4 separate regions of the Mus musculus genome follow, and all the other regions are linked to region 1. The links are chromatin loops, found by intact Hi-C in ENCODE. Cell type or tissue: heart. All regions are shown on one strand. Links, peaks and the distances in the headings refer to the core of each region. The heading gives the core; the rest is flanking DNA.

Region 1 (4,770 bases), core at 1,244-3,743:
CCCCGTTTGAGAGCTTAAGTTTTAGTGCCAATAGAAAATCAGGTGTCAAGGAAAAAGGCCTCCCCAGGATCTACTTTGATTAACCCTGTGTTGTAATATTGATAACAGCAGATGGGGGTTGCTTTCCTGTAAGGGCTTATACTAACTTAGGTTTGAAAGCTTGAGGGTCTCAGAAGGCCAGTTTTGGCTCCTGTTCTAATGACACCAAATAACAGGAACGACAGTAACTAGAGGGGAAACAGGCAAAGGGAAGACTGATGTGCTGGTCCAGAGCCTGGCCTTTGTACCTTCACCAAAGAAAGTCTAGCTGTGAGACGAAGGGATGGACCATCTAGAGACTGCCATATCCGGGGATCCATCCCATGATCAGCTTCCAAACGCTGACACCATTGCATACACTAGCAAGATTTTGCTGAAAGGACCCAGATATAGCTGTCTCTTGTGAGACTATGCCGGGGCCTAGCAAACACCGAAGTGGATGCTCACAGTCAGCTATTGGATGGATCACAGGGCCCTCAATGGAGGAGCTAGAGAAAGTAACCAAAGAGCTAAAGGGATTTGCAACCCTATAGGTGGAACAACATTATGAACTAACCAGTACCCCAGAGCTCTTGACTCTAGCTGCTTATGTATCAGAAGATGGCCTAGTTGGCCATCACTGGAAAGAGAAGCCCATTGGTCATGCAAACTTTATATGCCTCAGTACAGGGGAACACCAGGGCCAAGAAGTGGGAGTGGGTGGGTGGGGGAGTGTGTGGGGGACTTTTGGGATAGCATTGGAAATGTAAATGAAATAAATACCTAATTAAAAAAAAAAAAGAAATGAAAGGTTGAGGCTTACCAGTGATGTGTTTTTGTGTCAAGTTGACAAGGGGTCAATTGTACTGGCTAGGTTTGTGTCAACTTGACACAGCTGGAGTTATCTATCACAGAGAAAGGAGCTTCAGTTGAGGAAATGCCCCCATGAGATCCAGCTGTAAGGCATTTTTCTCAATTAGTGATCAAGGGGGAAAGGCCCCTTGTGGGTGGGACCACCTCTGGGCTGGTAATCTTGGTTCTGTAAGAGAGCAGGCTGAGCAAGCCTGGGGAAGGAAGCCAGTAAAGAACATCCCTCCATGGCTTCTGCTTCAGCTCCTGCTTTCTGACCTGCTTGAGTTCCAGTCCTGACTTCCTTTGGTGATGAACAGTAGTATGGAAGTGTAAGCTGAATAAACCTTTTCCAACCCCCCCCCAAAAAAAAAAGAAAGTCTAGCTGTGCTGACTGCTGTGTTGTAGCATGTCAAACACACTGGGTGTGGGATGGCTCTCGAACCCAGGTCACCTGCCGATGTATAAGTTCTTCAAGCTGGTCTGAGCTCTGAGTAATCTTTTCTGAAGGAACCGTAGATAAATAAGCGTGGAAAAGACCCAGATCTGTGACAGATAACTTCTGCTTCTGAGAAAAGACGGCTGGAAAGCCAAGATGAGGGAAACAACACCAACAAACCCAACACCAACACCAACAGAACAACCTAAGACCATACCTAGGCAGATGCCCTTATGCCTCATATCAAAGGCATGTACTAGCCAGGGCTCTTTAGAGTCGCTTGGCTACGTCATAAGTATGGACTAGCACATCGTCTGAATGGGGTAACTTGATGTTGGTTAACTGCTTTATCATAGATATGATACTGTTGTGTTATTTGACTTTTACCAACAAACCTGTAAAACAGAGCGAGGGGTCGGGAAATGTCTTGGCAAGTAAAGTGCTTGCCTTGCAACTGTGAGGACCTGAGTGTGAATCCAGAGAAGCCACCTAAAGGGTAGACATAGTGTGCATCTGTAACCCCACTGTTCCTGTGGGAGAGTGGGAGCTAGGACAGAAGAGTCCCCTGAAGCTTGGGAGCCAGTTAGCTTGACCTTCATAGCAGCAAAATAAGAGACCCTGTCTCAAATAAAGTAGAAGGTGAATACTCCCACCCGAGTCCTCTGACCTCCACACATATGCCATGGCACATGTGTGCCCACACTTATACACACAAACATACTGACATATCATGTACACCTGTGTACACATATACATACACAAAAAATACTAAAATAAAATAATTATTATATATATAAATTATCTCATACCTAGGGCTGGAGAGATGGCTCTCTCTTTTTTTTCTTTTGATCTCCTATAACATTCACATATACATGATATAAACACATATACACACATACACACACATACATAGTTAATTTTAAAAAAAGATAATAAATCTCTTTGAAAAAGAACCCTCAAATTATCTTCTTCCAAACAAAGGAGACTGGGTCTAATATGGCATCTTATGTTGACAAGACCTTGTTTATAATATAGCCCTGCTTTAGAAATGTTGAATATAAACTAAGCTGAAGGAATATGATCGTTTCTAACCTGAGGGAACTTAAGGGAACTTGGCCACTCATGTGAACAGGCCCCTTCCAATCTAGAAGAGTTCGTTAATATGACTTGTTGAGGAACCAGTTTCCTTATTAGGCAACTGTGAGAATGACTCTGCACTGACCCCTGGCGGCCGGGGTGCCTCTCATGCCCCTGCTGTTAACAAGGAAAAGCAGAAATGGGCTGACTTGAACCTTTCCTATTATGTATGGGTCCAGTTGAGCCCATAAAATATAAAGATAGTCATATCCATAAAATATAACAAGAAACCACTGTGAAGATTCATACTAAAAACATTTAAGAAGGGAAATTTTTAGTTTAGTGATACATTCTGTCTGATTCTCATCATTATACAAGTGAATTTTGTAACAATAGCATCTGTGCTTCAGGGAAGAAATCTTAGAGTTCTCTTTGTTATTTCTGCTTTGAAATTTCACTTGGAGGTCATGGAGTGAGTGTTCAGGACTCTCAGATCAATAATAAAAAATTGGGAACGAGAAGACAAAGGTATAGCCCTTCCCACTGCACAAAAAAAGCCCTGACATTCACAGGAAACAGTTACCTTTCTAAGCATACTTTATCAAACTGGCTATGGTGTCACACACCTGTCACACAAGTGCATGCAGCAGTAGGAGGACTGTTGAGAGTTTAACCTGGTCTACATCCAGAGTTCCAGGCCAGCCAGGGCTACATAGTAAGACCTTGCCTCAACAAAACAAAAATCAAATAAAAATATTTTATGTCATAAAATGTTTACAATGTAGTATTATGTAAAGATTCAAAATTACATGTATGTTAGGCTAGGGTGAAAGAGGAAATTTGTCAGAATTTCAGGAATGGCAACTGTAGAGTGGTGATATCACTGATTTTTTTTTTTTTTTGCTTTGTTTTGGAGTTTTATTTTATTTTGACTAGTGAGCCAGTCTTACTCTGTAGCCTAGGCTGGCCTTGCACTCATTCTCCTGCTTTACCCTCTCCTGAGAGTCCTACAACTGTGGCTCACCATGCCTGCTAGTGTTACTGAGTTTGTCTTTCTAGAGTCACGTTATTCTTATCAGGGGAAGTTTTTGTTTATTTTTTTTCCAGTGGTAGAGATCCGACCCAGGGTCTCACATTCACTAGGCTCTGCTACTGAACTACATCCCTGGCCCAAGGGGAGATATAAGGAACAAACTAACAAATATATGATGGGTGTGGCCCTGTATACCAGTTATTCCAACTTCCAAGGCTAGACAGAGGTTTAAAACAAGAGAAAACAAATCCATTAACCAAAACTAAAGCCAAAAACTAAAAAAATCTTAATCAAATTATTTCCCAATTAGGAGACCAACAACATTTGGAAGTCTGGGTATAGTGTGTGTGTGTTTTAAACAACAACAACAAAAACCAGGATCTCACTGTATAGCCCTAGTTATGTAGAAGATACTGAGCTTGAATTTCCTCCTTCCTCTGTGTCTGGAGTGCTGATTGCATGTGTGAGCCACCACGCCTGGCTCTGATGAACCTTTAAGTGACTTGGATGACTTACATCATCTTATCTTTGATCATTGTCCTAGTGATACAAAGTTATTCACTGCCTTGAAGCCACACTAGAGTTATATTCTCCTGTCCTTCTGGTAAGATGGAAATATTTGTGACAGGCTCTGTCACAATTTTGACTAGTATGTGTGTACATGTTAGGATCAAACCTAACCTAACTTTGCTTTGCTAAGCAAAGGCTATAGATACCACCGAGCTATATCTCCAGCCCCATTCTTATTTTTGGAGACAGGATATCACTAAGTTGCCCACACTGGTCTTGAATTTGTGATCCTGCTATCCCAGCCTCCTAAGTGGATAGGACTATAGCCTGTGCTAGCAAGCCTGGCTTACATCGACTCTTACCAGAACTGCTGCTGTGGGGCTGTGGATGTAGCTCAGATGATGCCTGAAGCCTCTGACATGATCCCTAGCATCATGTAAACTGGACATGGTAAAGCATACGTATAAATCTTAGCACTTGTGAGGGGGGAATGAAAAGCAGCATTCTTTTTTTTTTTTTTTTTTTTTTTTTAAATTTTTTTTTCATGTATTTATTTACTATATGTAAGTACACTGTAGCTGTCTTCAGATACCCCAGAAGAGGGCATCAGATCTCATTATGGATGGTTGTGAGCCACCATGTGGTTGCTGGGATTTGAACTCAGGACCTTTGGAAGAGCAGTTGGTGCTCTTACTCACTAAGCCATCTCACCAGCCCGAAAAGCAGCATTCTTGTGTGCACGAGGCCCTGGTGTACTCAGAACAGTGAAGGCTCTGGTTCCAGTCAACTGTGAAAATACTACAATGCTGTTGGATTACTTTAAAAAAAAAGTGTGTGTGTGTGT
Region 2 (4,770 bases), core at 1,542-4,041, 150 kb before region 1:
CATTTCCTTTATTGCTGGTCCTTCTCTGGGACAAAGGGGTCTAGGGAGAGTGAGAGAGAAAGAGTAAGAGAGGAAGAAAGAAAGAAAGAAAGAAAGAAAGAAAGAAAGAAAGAAAGAAAGAAAGAAAGAAAGAAAGAAAGAAAGAAAGAAAGAAAGAAAAAGAAAGAAAGAAACGCTAAATTGATTGGAAGAAAAGCCCACTATAATTATCTGAAATGTTACTATGTTGGTTTTCCAAGAAGTGTTTGGGGAACTTTTAATAAACATCCAGCCCTGATTAGCCAAGGAAATTCCAGGAGAACTGTTGGTATTTTTAAAGTACTCACCAAGAGGTATTCTCTAGGCTTTAACTAACAGCTACTAAAGGCTGCTGATTTTCCACGGCTAGAGAAGGGAATAAGTATGGAGAAAGGAGGAGAAAGGGGGAAAGATTGTTCTTGCTTCTCACCAAGAGAAAGCTGTGTCAAGTCTGCATTTTAGATCACAAAAAAAAACCCTGAACAACCTCTGAGGTCTGGCTGCTGTAGTAACCCGACTCGATGCACTTTCACCTGGAGCCAGGCTTCGCTCAGCTCCATTGTCTCAAAACCAAGATGATAGTGTAAAGAGTTTCTTCCAGAACCTGCTTAGGTTCTCTTGGGACTGTAAGGCCCATCCCAGGGTTTCCACCCAGGCCACTACATTCCGTGTTGGCTGTTATCTAATTCCATTTTAAGACCTCTGATTTCATTATTCTCTGTTAAAGGAATTGTCTCTTTTATCTAAGAGTGTTAAATGGTAATCTTTGAAAATCAGAAACAGCCAAAAGTGTTACAGATTGCTCTGAGCACTGGGTAGGGGCATGAGATTGATAGTAGGCCTTTTCCTCCCTCCGTTTCCATTCGTCTTGTGGCTGTTTGCTAACCTGATTTTTTGAAAAGCTGAGACAACTGTGAGATAGGCATCAAGGACACAGGAACCAAAGCTGTAGCACAGTACCATCTCTGGGAACACGTCAGTTCTCAAAACCAAGCCACAGGTCCAGCAAAGTAACCATGTTGCTTGTTGCTACCATGTTCTTAGGGAGCATTTCTCATTAGTGAAGGGCTGCAGGAAGGACAATTTCCTGAACAAAACCCAGCTGTGATCTGTTTGGAATGCAGTTCTCTGATAGGATCTGAAGTCATGCAGAGCATGACACTGCAATCAGAAACCTTTCATCACTGATTTAGATTCTGCCAGTAGATGGACCCCAGGCCCCCCAAGCCTAAAACAGATCAGAATTCATCTCTGTAAGCAGGACTGCTTTTACTCTGATATAGAACTGCCCCATCCTCCTAGACTAGGATAGGCACTGGTCATTTCTCCCTACCTGACCATCCACCTGTCTTTATCTTCATCTCTCCCATCTGGAAGAAGCTTATAGCTGTGGGGTCAGCCTATAGCTGGGAGCAGCAGCCTCTCCAGTCCCCTTGTGGCCTGGACACAGCTCTGTTGGTCTCTGCATCACATTGTATCTTACCTGAACCACCTCTGAGGGAGCTCCTACAGTCCATTAATAAAGTGCTCCCGCCTGTTTGGAAAGCCACCCTTACCACCTTACCTGCCCAAGTGGGTTAGAATGCCATGCAGACCTAAAAATACACCACAGCTGCCACTATTACCCATGGTCCCTCATTTTCCCAGGAAAATTAAGAGAGTTAGCGTCTCTACCCCCACCTGAAATAGCAGTGTCAAACCACAATTATTTCCTATCCATTATAAGAGAGAGTGCATGCCACTACTGGAGCAAGTGGTTTTTGACTTAAGAACACCAATGGGAGCTTCCTGAGGCAGGAGACAAGCATCTTCCCTGGATGCAGACTGCCTGCCCTGCTTTGCTACTTCACTGCCATGGTTGATCTTAGTACTGTATTTTAAATGTGCCCCTCCCTTCCCAACAATGAACATTTGCCTGGCTTCAGGATGGAAGACAAATCTTAAATGAAACTGGCAAATTCTTATCACTCAATTCACATCACCCTTAAGTAGAGACAGGTGACAAACTTCAGCTTGTAGGTTTCTCACCCAAACATGTTCCTTTGCCCAAAATTCTTGCACTGGTGGGTTTCCATCACATCATGTCTATAAATGGGTGCACTTTACTGTTTGAATTTGTAACTCTGATAAATACTGGATATTTAAGTGTGAGTAATGTCTTCATTAGAAATTAGAGTCACTCTTGTCTCTAGTGTGTTTTTTCAAGAAAAAAAGATACAAGGAAAGAAATCAAGCAGTGGGCCACAGCATTTATAGCACAGAAATAACGTTGTATATAAGCCTCAAAGAGTAAGGATTTTTAAACACAAGAAAACATTTGCAGTGATTTTAAAGTGCTTTTCCAGCAATTTTCTTAGGGACTCCTGAGACATGGTTCATTTATTTACTGGATCAGTAAGGCACACAAGTAACAATTAAAATTATTGTTTATTTACAAAGTAAAGGGAAAACCTCTGTAACATGAGAATTCGGCATGGACAAATGGAGATCATTTTGTATCTGCTGTTGTGTCTGTCCAGGTTGCAGTCGTGCACTATTAGTCCCGAGTTAATAGAGCACAACCCCCTCTCGTTCCAGGTGCCCCTTTCTAGATGTGTTTAACTTAAACTTGATGGCTCAGGAAAATTCCACTCATTAGAATTGTGTACAGTATCCCAGGTTGTTGCCCAGATATCCAAGTTTGCTGATTTTAGTTAAGCCTGGATTATCACTTTTCCTAAATTATTATAAACAGAACAGCTTAGAGAAAGGTGTTCTCCTCCCTTATATTGTATAGTAGTTTATGATTCCCTCTAAATATTGGTATTTTTATATTTCAGAGATATACCCAATAGAAAAATTTTAAACCAGTATCTAATTTAATATCCATAAGTATTTTTCCTTAGAGTTTAGTCATATGCAGTGGGATATGTGGATGTCACTTGTGCTTCACCGTACTCTACCACTAGGTGTCACTGTGACCCTGCATCATACTTACCTGGTTACAAAGAATGGCTTCGTGGAGCTGCTGCCAGTGCAGCTGGCAAGGGGGCCCTACAGACTAGAGGTTCAGGAAGAAGGGAACACAAGCCTGAGGGGGCTTCCTGCAGCCATGCCCCTGTAGCAAGGCAGACTCTGGACACCACGTTTGCGAGGTTACATTGCGCTCCCTTTCTCCCCGTTAGAAACCGTTCCTCTCAGTTCACTCAGCCTCCGGCTTTTATAACTCCAGAAGAATCACAGTTGGGTGGTTGATTAAAGATGGTTATTTTTCTACTGCAGAAATGCCTTGGACAAAACCAGTTGCTCACTGAATCTTTGCCACACAATGGAACAGGCTCCCCAGGTGGCAGGATATGCTGCCTCTGTGCCCATCTCTTGTTGAGGCTCTGAGCGCTCAGCAGCCCCACCCACCCTACCTGTCTGCCCTCAGGCTGCCCAGTTCTCAAGAAGGGGTCTGCTACCGCCTTTACTCTGAGGGCCATACTGCCCTGCCTCGTGCTTGTTGAGAGGTGTGACTTCTCCTTTTCCTCTGGGAATTCCAGACTGACCATCTACCATGACTAACAATGAACAAAGGGCTTAGGGTAAGAGCTACCTACAAAGACGCGTCATGGAAACCTTCACCATGCAATGCCTTGAACTCAGCTCTGGCTGCTCCCAAGAAAAGGCAGCTGGCTAGGGGCCTGGACACAAGCACAACGGGGCTGGTGGAGCCACTGTGCAGAGCTACTTGAATATTCACTGGGTCTTCATCAACTCTTTTTGTAATACAGACCACTCAAGGGCTGAAGTGTTGGTAACCTTCATTTCGGTGTCCAATGCCTCACAGCAGCTGAGCCACCCTGAGATGCTTGTGGCCACGTGATGGCCACAGTCAGAGCTTTGAAAGTCAGTACCAAATGAACGTATAATTGGACACCAAAAATCAAGTGTTACTCTCATGTTTCCTCACCCTGTCATCTCATTTCTTCCTGCTGACTATCGTGATCCCTACACTAAGCTGACCAGTCAGGCTACAGCTGGCTGCACGCAGATGCCAGCCAGCACCATCTCCTGGTTTCAGATAGACCTACTCCGTGGGAAGAACGTGGCCTAGCTGCTTTGTTTCTGTAGCACTTGATGGCTGGATTTTTTCCTTTGCTAATCACTAACCAGAAAATCTGGCTAGGACTCAACTCACTCCCTTCAATCCCCAGGACCAGACAGAGAGTTAATTCTGGAAAATTCCGTACTTGAATGTACCTGCCTTACTGTGTACCCATTCACTGGGGGAGGGGGGATTAGAGATGTTGGCTCTAGATATCCACTTCATTCAAAGTTATTTTGGAAATCCTGTAAGTTCTACTTCCTGTCCTGCTTTGCTTTCCTTTGCTTTGCTTTGCTTTGCTTTGCTTTGCTTTGCTTTGCTTTGCTTTGCTTTGCTTTGCTTGTTTGTTTTGTTCCTGACATTTGACTGATTCCTGCTGAGTTGGGCCGTTCCCTGTGGGGCCCAGGGCAGGTGCCATTCTCAGGCATGGCCTCCCTTCCATCTAGCACAGCATCTGTCCCTCTGTTCTGTCTCCTCCAACCCAAGACGATTTTAATTAGTACAGACATGTACAGTCTACAATTAAAGAGTGATTTGTACTAATATGATTTTGATTATTCCTCTTTGCTGTCCTTTCAAGACACTTGCTGGAAAAAGCTTTAATGCACTTAGTTTTCCTTTAGGTTTTCTATAACTCAGATGTAAAGGACTTTCTCTGTACAGTATATTATCCAATGCATGTT
Region 3 (4,770 bases), core at 904-3,403, 75 kb before region 1:
GTTAATCACTGTTATTAAACTTTATGATTCCTAATTCCGCATGTTCTTACTTATCTAGTCCATGAAAATGCACTGAATGGCCTCTGCAAGCCAGGCCCAGACTGGCTGAACACACACGGGCTTCAAACAACAAGAGCCTTCCAGGACCCATGGCCAAGGCCCTGTCTCTCTCCCACCAGGTTGAAGTACCAAGGCCTGTGCCCACCTGTCCCTCGATCAGACGATGATTTTGACCCAGGTGCCAAGTTTCACATCCCTGCCAATGTGCCCTATATCCGGTAAAGGTCTGGGCCCTGTTGACAGAGCTGGTAGGATCTGGGAGACATGGGGACTGGGTGGAGGAGTTCCAGAAAGTGCAAAGAAACCTTATGGCCACTCAGTGCCCAAGAAGTTCTGGGCTTCTTAAACCAGATCTCCTCTCTGAAGCCCACCTTATCTTTCCTCTACACAGATACTTTCTTGGTCTGATACTGCAGTTTCAACTTCATGAAGCACTATGCGAAGCCTCCGGCCACGTGGGCCCTCTGCACCAGTGCGATAACTACAACTCCAAGGTTGCAGGGAAGATCTTGGGGTGAGTGCACAAATCCCCCAGTTTCTTTCAGTTCCTACTATCTCCCTCACAGGGAGTCCTGGCTTCAGGATTCCCCTAGACCCCAAAGTGCCACCCCCCCCACCCCCCCGAGCAACCGCACTGAGCTGACATTCTGGTGGAAGTGCCTTCTCAGGGAAGACTGCACTCTCTACTACATTAACACAAGCCTGCTTTCTCTCGTGTAGCCTGCTGTGATCAGAGACACTTGGAACACACAGGCATTCACATATACAGTAAATCTACTTGTCTCCTGTGGAAAGCCAGGGCTGGTGTCCTGCCTCTGCCTTCTGATTCAGTCACCAGAGTCCCCTTATTCTATCCTTGTGAGTGTCTGGCTGTGTTTGAGGCACCCTTGGGCCATTCACCTTTCCTGACTCCTCGCTGAGCTCAACTTGGCTCCCAGGCAACTGAAGTTACTCTTACTGCAGCCTCTTGACACACTTCTGGCCGGCCTATGGTCCACTTTGACCTTCCGGTCTTTTCTGATACACTTGATGTTTAGCCTATCCCTTTCCAGGTCTGTTGTGGTCCTAGGCTTTGCCTTGAAGCCAACTTGGAGGAGTAGGTAGAGGACAGGAATTGGACGTGCAGAGCATTTTCCCTGCTGGCTGGACTCTGAGTTCTTTATTCATGTTCCGCACTGGTATTGTAGGGTAGAAAGTTGTCATTGGCTTTTTTTTTTTTTTTTTTTTTTTTTTTTTTTTACAAATGATCAAACTGAAGGTCTGAGAAGTGACTTGATCATGTGTCATTCGTTTAGCCAGTAAGAAATTCATGCTATGAATTCAGAACTGATTGCAAAACAGTTGTCATCAAGAGATGGCTCATCTGTTCCCCTACTTCACCAGCTATACTCCTGCTCTGAGAAGACCTTGAATTCCAAGCTTGGACACCATTCTCCAGGCAGTGGCAGAGGAGAAGCTTCCGAAAACGGGGAGGAGTGTCACCTCCATCCGTCCAGGGATGCAGGCCCTGGTGAGATCACATTAGGTCTTCTGGTTCCAAGGCCAGCTCTCCCACCACTGAGTTGGGGCATCTACCCAGTGGCCGGATCTCTGTTCTCTTGACTGCTATTGATTTGGGTCTGTGTCTTTAATTGTTCAATGAGTTTTGTTTCTGCCTTGCAGAGAGTTAGTGATACTTGACCTAGCATCCCCTGCATGCATTTTAGACTGTTAGTTGTACTTCTGGTCTTTTGAGATAGGGTCTTGTAGCCCAGGCTAGCCTCAAACTTGAGATCCTCCCACACTACCTCCCTGAAGTGCTGGGATTACAGATATGTGTCACTTTGCCTGGCTTCTTTTATATATGTAATGAGGTTATCTATGGCTCCTCCATGCCCTTTAACCATCTGCAACCACCAGATGGAGCAGAAGGTTTGGTCCTCTGGGCTTTGTTTCTAGAGAGGTCCAATAATATGAGCATCATCACCACCATTATCACCACCCCCTGTCAGTTCTTCCTTCCTTTATACATAGGGATATGGATGTACGCATATGGATGTATACACACACAAACAAGTGGGCTCTTCATTCAACCTCTGCTGCTTGTATTGTTCACTTAGCATTTACTTGGAACAGGCCTGATCAGTCTTCCTGTGTCCAGCAGAGGGCAATAGACTACGAAATAAACGAATCCTAAACTACTAAAAAGAAGACTAAACAGAAGAGACTTTGCTGAATATGAAGAGGGTTAGGAAGTCCAGCAGGGAACCAAAGAAAATGTCTGTCCCCAAAAGCAGACACAGAAGAAAATGACGTGTGTTTTCTCCCCAGGAGCTCATGTCTAACTCCCCTTTATGCCTCTTGCTTGGAGGGACACTTGACGTCAGTCATTCTCTCTACTTCCCTCTCTTACCCTACCCAGCGTACACAGGACTCTGTTTAACTAAACCCCAAAACACGTGACATTGTTCATCAGCCCCCACGCCCCTTCACTGTCTACACCCCTGGTCTAAAAGGACCCGGAATTCCAGGCTGAGCATCTTGTACACCATTCACTGGGTAGTGGGCAGAAGAGAGCCTTCTAAGAAAGGGATTGTCACAAGGTTTGGAAGAGGATTAAATGGAAACATAGTGGAGCCCAGGAGGAGGAGGAGGAGAAGGAGGAGAAGGAGGAGGAGAAGGAGGAGGGGAAGTAAGAGATTCTGGGGTAAAGGAACAGGAGGCAGGTGCTACCAGGCCCACCTTGACAGCTGCATAACATCCTGACGGGAGAAAGATCTCACTTTGTAAAAGAGAAAATTTCACAAAATGGCCAAGCGTAAGGAGCCTGAGACCCACGTCCCAGTGCCCTGAAGATAGGACATGGAGATATTTATGGGCTCAGGTGCGGGGAAAGGTCGTTGGATGTTAAGAGAAGGTAAAGCAGCTTAAGTCCCCAGGTTCATGGGGATGGGGATGAAGAAGGAAAGGGAGGTGCTTTCCCAATCTTCTTCCTAGGGTAGCTTTCCTGTGCGTTTGCTCTCTGGGCCCACCCTCCTACATGCAAGTGCTGAACTGGTTCTGATGGCAATAGACAGTCAAAGTAGACCTTGGATTGTTTCTTAAAGTCCCCTAGCCATGATGGCCCTGCCATCATCTGTGGATTGTGTTGCTACTTTGGAGCCTGAGGCAGTGTCCAGCAACTGATGCTACGGCCCTTTATTAGCTGTGTGTAGCTGGGCTCTCTTCACACAGGCCGGTGGCCCGTGGAGCTGTTTCTTCATGGTCAGATTCTCAGAAGTTAAAGCTATTCTCCCAACTGTGTGTGATGGTACAAGTTTGTAATCCTAGCACCTAGAAGGTCATGACAAGAGGACCATGAGTTCAAAGTTAGCCTGGGCTACATGGTGTGAGACCCTGGCCTATACTGGGGTTTTTTTGCCTCTACCTAGGATCCAGCATCTGAAAAATTCTCAAATCATTTGGGAATTGTTTATTTATTAATTGTGACTCTTATTTTTATTTTTATTTATTTCACTCTTGATGACTCTTCGCCTTTATTCTCTATAACTAAATCTTAACAGATTTTTCTCTCAGTGGTTTGTTTTTTTTTCTTCCTGTCTTCCTTTGTTTCTTTACTAAATTCTGGGGAACTCAAACCCAGGACATTACACATGCTAGGCAAATGTGTCTCATGGTTTCTGCTAAGTATCTATTGGCCTTTAGTTCCCACATCTACCTCCAGTCGTTTACCGAGTAGCATGAACAAATCCTGCAAGTTACAAATTCCTTCACCACCTTGTGACTTGATACTCACTACGGTGATGGGCAGACATTCATGAAAGCTCATGTTACTGATGAGAAAACTCAGGCTGAGAGAGCTTAACCGTCTAAGGTTATATGCTTTCTAAGTAGCATTGCTGGGATTTGAACCTGGGTACCTCTATACAGTGACCTCTAAGCTTCCAGCCCCACCCCTTTCCTGATCAGACCCTGGAATAACGGGTTGAGAAATGTCAACATCTGCCCAGTGTTATTGTTTGTCAAGGCCAGGGTAGAGCCTGGAGCTCTGCCTTTAGTACCCTCTGCATCCGCCATGGTGAACTCAGTGAGCCTGCCATCTGCCACCAAGCCCTGGGTGTGCCTCAAGACAGCTAATATTTGCACAGCATGCAGGCGTTACACAGAAAACCTCCATGTTCACATCACTTGAATTCTCTCAATCCTTCCCTATGTGGCCAAGAAGGACTGAAGGGCTGTTGCTGCCTCAAATACATCAGCGTGAGCAGAGGCTCCAAATGGCTGCCTGTTTGAATTGAGAATAAGGATGCCCACAGTAATAGTGGACACCAATCAGCAGCAACAGTCGGTATTTATTGCTTCGCAGCACGGTAGCAACCCTGCACGGTTGCCTCCACTTACAGAGATGACACTTAGATGAGTTATTTGTCCAAGGCATCCCAAGGACAGAGCTGATAGCCACACCCAGGTGAATCTTGCTTCAACATGAGTGCTGGAATCTACTGTACTGAGAGCTCTGGGGTCCTGGAGGGCAAAGTTGGGAATTAAAAGTTGTGTTTACTCGGAGGAGGGGGATCTCAGCAGCTGACATTCCCACATGGCCTCACAGACGACTCTACTCCCCTAGGGATCTCCTGAAGTTGGGCTCCAGCCGGCCCTGGCGGGAGGTCCTCCAGGAGGTGACTGGAGAGTCCAATATATCCACCAAGGCCTTTTTGACCTACTTCAAGC
Region 4 (4,770 bases), core at 811-3,310, 130 kb before region 1:
ATGCACATGCTGAACAGCCCAGGAGGCAGAGCAGAGCACAGGGAAGCAGCAAACCTGGCTTGGCCACAGCCCTCCCCATCAGCAGCAGGCTTTAACTGAGTTAGGAAAGACTGCAGTGGGGGAAGGGACTAGAGCTTTCCTTGATGGGTAAGATCCTAAGACACGATGAGACAAAAGGCAAAAAGAAGCTGAGCGGTAGCACGGGGCACCCAGGATGCGCCAGGAAGGAAGGAGGGTCAGCATCAGGTGTGCCTCTGCACCAGAACTTGCCAAGAGTTAAAAATAAAAGAGCCTGCTTCATTTCAGAATGGAAGAGCTGAACTTTAGGGGTTGAAATGGTTTATGTTTTTAATCCAGTCTGTATGTTGTCTTTACACCAGGGAAATTTGAAAAATATCATTATTTATTTTTATGGAGGAAGGGCTCCCATGAATGCCAACCACCTAAGGCATGGGAGCATTTGTGTGTTCCACTGTTTCCTACTGTGTGCCATCAGGGAGGCCTTGTCCATTCTCCAAGCTGGCCTCCTCAACTGTGGGGTCGGGGAGGAGGAGAGCGGGGTGGAGTGGGGACCTTAAGACCTACCTCATTGGACTTCGGACAACTTAAATGGAAAAAAAAAATATGCACAAGTGCTTAGCACAGTGCCTGCCACCTAGCTAGGACCTAAGCAAACAGCAGTTGAACAAAAATAACATCTCCTAAACGTCATAGTGACGTCAACGGACCCATGAAGATGACCAGATCCCTCCTGCCCCACCACCAACCCATTCATTCCCCCTATAGAGTACAAACTTCTAGAGCGAGGAAGACTGTCAAACAGTCTGCCTTTAGTTCTTGTTGCGGGGGAGGGGGCGTTAGACCAAGATCTCCCTCTGTAGGTCTGCTGGCTTTAAACGTTCAGTCTCCCTGCATCAGGCTCCCACATTCTAGGAACACAGCCTCTTGTCACCACAAGTGACCTAGGTGGTAATTTTAATGTCTGAAATTTCATATTCCCACTTGTACTCTAATTAATTGTGAGGCGATTAGAAAATGGAACGCAAGGCCTGGCATGGCCTTTAATCCCAGCATTCAGATGTCTGTAAGTTCAAGAAACCTGGGCTCTGCCTACCCAGGGACAATGGCAGGGCAGGGCATCTGTGTGCAACTCTACTTCTGGTTCCAGGAGCTCCTCCTACAAGGGGTGGGGTTGGAGCAGTCCAGTATTTTCCTCCCAGATCCAAGTGCTGAGGAGCAATCAAGGTATCTAAGGGAGGTGAGAACACTTTGCTTTTTGTTTTGTTAAGAAGCGGACAGAACTCAGGTATCGGAGATGGGGCTTTTCTTAAAGAAAATTGCCAAGACAAAAAAAGGAAGGGCAACCAAAAGTGTCTGTGACTTGTGGTGCTGCAGCGCCTGTGGAAAGGTGGTAAGGGTAAGAAGAGAAGTGACCGGAAAGGGGGAGGTGGCCTGGCTACCACTCCAGGAGTCAGAGGCGGCAGCAGATCCCTCTCTCCGAGAAGTTCCGCCCCTGAGTCACTTCCAAGGCCAAAGCACGAAGCCAGGCGTTCTGCCAGGATAGGAACTAGTTATCCTGCCCGAGGACGGTGGGATGCGGAAGAAGAGAAAGAGGATCCACCAGGCCCGCACCTGAGCGCAGGGACCGGCCGCGGGGACAGTGGGAGCTCAGTCGTGGCGAATGCAGATTGGTCCACTCCCACCCACTTTGTTCTACAGTACAGCCGCAGGCCCCTGGACTTGAATTCAAGTCACCAGCAGTCCCCATTCTAACTCGGGCAGACGCGGCCCGCGCTCCCCCGGCTGCCTTGCCGGGTGCCAGCAGCACAACACCCGCGTCAGGGGACAAGCCGGGCAGCGCCGGGTCGGTGCGGGCAGGTGCGCGCGGAAGGGCGGCTCGAAGCCCTGCCTCACCTGGCCACAGTCCCCTCCGCCCCTCCGCGCGGAACTCGGCTCCCCACCTCCCCGTCGCCTACCTTGTCCCGCCGCCGCCAGGCCTGCGCGCGTCCACGCGCCGCGCCCCGGACGCTCGGCAGGTTCCACGAGCCTCGGCGCGACGGCGTCGCCATGGAGACGGGGCGGCGGCGGGGAAGCGGTAGCGCGCGCGAGGAGGCGACGGTCACCTGCGCCGGAAGTCCCGCCAGGCGCCGGCACTCGGTAGGGCACCTCGGCTACACCGACCCGCACTCAGGACCCGAACTCCAGCAGCTTCGGGACTGGCTCCGGACTGGCTCGGGACCGGCGTGCGGGGAAGGTTAGCGGCGCGGGTTCGGCGCCCGGGTTCCCGGTCTCTAGCTTCTCGCTCGCTACTCTCCACGCCCAAACCCAGGAGGCCGCTAGGTGTCAGGCCTGGCCTGGGCCCAAGCTCAGCTCCGGGAACCCAGGGTCACCTCTTCCAGCCCTCGTGGGCGGAGATGGCACTTTACACTTTACTGGAAGGCTGGGAATAACCCTGCCCTTCCGCATCTGCACACCAGCCACATTGACCACATAGACACTGTTGTTGATACAGTTTGCCTCCCATTTTTTCCACTCCAGGATACACACACACACACACACACACACACACACACACACACAGAGAGAGAGAGAGAGAGAGAGACAGAGACACCAATCTAAGGGTAAATTGTGTCCTTCCAACTTCTCATTTAAGTCCTAGACCTGGTGTATGCCAAGGTCTGTACTTAAGACTGTTGCCAAGACCAAGGCTGGGAGCTTAGCAGATCCTGGCCCGCTATCCAGGAAATGCTACGAATAGATAAGAGCCTAGCTCAGACTTCCTACAAGCTGGGAACAAAAGGTTCTTTCCTGTTGGATGCCTGGCCAGACTCACGGAGAGGAGGAGAGAAATGGGGTATTTTACCTTGTGAGGCAAAGCATGACTGTGAAGGCAGTCCCTGGAACACCTCAGCATGCTGGGAGCTGCCCACTGGTAGAAGCCAGAATTGGGGCGGGGGCTCCTTCTTAGAGGGTGGGTATGCTGTCTAGTGTACGGTTGAGAGAGAACCAAAAACCGGAATTACCTTATGGTAACTTTTCGTCTGGCAGAAGCTAATGGGCTTTTTAAGGTAAGCAACAGCTTCCTTGGTGGTGCAGGCAATAAATACATGCTTATAAACTAAACATGGCGCTGAGCCATTTCTCATTGTTTGCTGGGTATATTTGGGCTCCTGGGAGGAAAAGGAGGGACCGATTTTGGCAGGATGGAATCTTGTTTAAGTGTTGGTCTTAAAGTGCCTTCCAAGACCCGGGGAGGCTCCTGTTGGGAGAGTCCTTTGTTGGATCATCCCCTACCTCATTCCTTCAAGTCTCCAAGCTGACTGCTTCACAGTGCATTTCCTGACCGCCAGTGTGGCAGTATGGGAAAGACTAGAGTTATGACGACCACACATACACTCACACACACTCACGATGCAGGGAGGGGGTCTCTGAGCGAAAGGCCTTAAGGAGCAAAAAAAGGCACCGAGCAGAATAAATTTTGTCCTCATAACCAGGACGCCAGACCTAAGGCAGACCCACTCCCACCTGGCACATTCTTTCTCCCCAGGGCTACCCAGTGCAGAAAGCTGAGGGGAAAACCAGGATTCCTAGTTACATTTCTATCTTAGAAATTTAGCATGAATAGATCCTAAGCGTTTCTCAAATGTAACCAGGTCTTGTGTGTGTGTGTTTGTGTGTGTGTACGTGCACACGTGTACACACGTGCATCTGTGAGAGGTATTGACTTTTCTCTGTATAACCCTGGCTGTCCTGGAACACACTCTCTGTAGACCAGGCTGTCTTCAAATTCAGAGACCTGCCTGCCTCTGCCTCCTGGGTGCTGGAATTAAAGTTGTGTGCTACCACCACCCAGCCTGGTTTTACTTTGAAGGTAAGTTTTTAGTTTTTTGTTCATTTCACCAGGGAAGCCTAGTGTAGGTGTAGCTCCCAAGTGTTTCTGGAGTCCTTAGAGTCCAGAGGAATGTGAAAAGCGATACAAGAATCCACATGCCTGAGCCAAACAAATTTATATCAGTTCCAAAAACTGGGCCCTGCCCTACAATATCCCCTGGAGAGCTCTCAGCTCAGCAGCCACGGCCACCAGCAGCAGCAAGCAGGTCCTGTGTCCACCACCCTGAGACTGAGGCAGCAGCATCCTCAGGTCCCTTCAGGTTGTGGATATACATAATGGTTACTGTGATCAAGTTGAAAATAGAACCATGAATCACTATGGAAGAAAAGCTTATCTTCCAGATACATGGTCACTGAAGGTGACCAAGACAGCAGAGACCCAGGAAGGATCAGAGCATCTACTGGAACAACCCACCATGGGGGCAAGAGCAGCAGCCAGGCAAGACACCAGCCACAGTGCTTCCAGAGCCAGCAGTAAAGACAGCCACCTGAGACCTCAGGAACACTAAGGGCAGGGGACACGGGACATCAAAGACTGAGTTGTTGCCCATCCATGGTTGATCCCAAGGTTGGTCCATTCTGAGAAAAATAAGACTTAGACAAACAGCACACTGTAATTACAGAACTCAAATGTGGAGACCAGGCGAGGTGTGCCGTCAGGCAGAGGTTTTCCTCTGCTGGGCCCTGAAGGAGCAGGACACGCGCTGGCTAGGGCCTGTGGGGAACCAGCCTTGAGCAGGAAGTGGTGGTGTTATCTACCAACTAGGGCTCTTGATCAGGTTCAGCTCCTCTGACGGTTAAAGAACCAGAAGGCAGGGAAGATCTCGAACTCCGAAAACAGGAGCAGACAGTCAGCATCCGCGGTTGAGGCTTTTTCTT

The links. A loop is a pair of places that touch in the nucleus more often than their neighbours do. Peaks named below come from ENCODE experiments on the same cell type or tissue, not always from the same donor. Only the 100,000 strongest peaks of a DNase experiment are listed, where the experiment ranks them.
Region 2: it touches region 1 in a loop (12-fold over the local background); 9 of 42 quality-filtered maps call a loop at or near these places.
Region 3: a loop joins it to region 1, with 7 times the contacts of the local background. A loop is called at or near these places in 6 of 42 quality-filtered maps.
Region 4: a loop joins it to region 1, with 2.6 times the contacts of the local background. A loop is called at or near these places in 3 of 42 quality-filtered maps.

Annotation. Positions count from the first base shown.
Region 1 is chr11:106,073,998-106,078,767 of GRCm38, forward strand. Taco1 (translational activator of mitochondrially encoded cytochrome c oxidase I) reads left to right here. Exons shown (of 5, transcript NM_027346.2): 5 at 1-38. Among named protein-coding and RNA genes, the nearest start is that of Map3k3, 8.2 kb to the right of the region's middle. In heart, for the core only: no CTCF peak of the experiment used is centred there; a DNase peak (open chromatin) is centred at 2,524.
Region 2 is chr11:105,924,250-105,929,019 of GRCm38, forward strand. It overlaps Tanc2 (tetratricopeptide repeat, ankyrin repeat and coiled-coil containing 2), which reads left to right. Exons shown (of 26, transcript NM_181071.3): 26 at 1-4,770. Among named protein-coding and RNA genes, the nearest start is that of Cyb561, 18 kb to the right of the region's middle. In heart, for the core only: a CTCF peak has its summit at 2,962 (motif pointing right); a DNase peak (open chromatin) is centred at 3,012.
Region 3 is chr11:105,999,758-106,004,527 of GRCm38, forward strand. Ace3 (angiotensin I converting enzyme (peptidyl-dipeptidase A) 3) reads left to right here. Exons shown (of 15, transcript NM_001101453.3): 11 at 180-278; 12 at 452-574; 13 at 4,667-4,770. All of the region lies in intron 2 of Gm35971 (a long non-coding RNA gene), which reads right to left. Among named protein-coding and RNA genes, the nearest start is that of Kcnh6, 6.0 kb to the right of the region's middle. In heart, for the core only: a CTCF peak has its summit at 2,182 (motif pointing right); no DNase peak of the experiment used is centred there.
Region 4 is chr11:105,942,135-105,946,904 of GRCm38, forward strand. It overlaps Cyb561 (cytochrome b-561), which reads right to left and starts at 2,353. Exons shown (of 6, transcript NM_007805.5): 1 at 1,977-2,353. In heart, for the core only: a CTCF peak has its summit at 2,328; DNase peaks (open chromatin) are centred at 1,177, 1,567, 2,387 and 2,787; H3K4me3 peaks cover 2,247 bases; H3K27ac peaks cover 1,568 bases; H3K27me3 peaks cover 805 bases.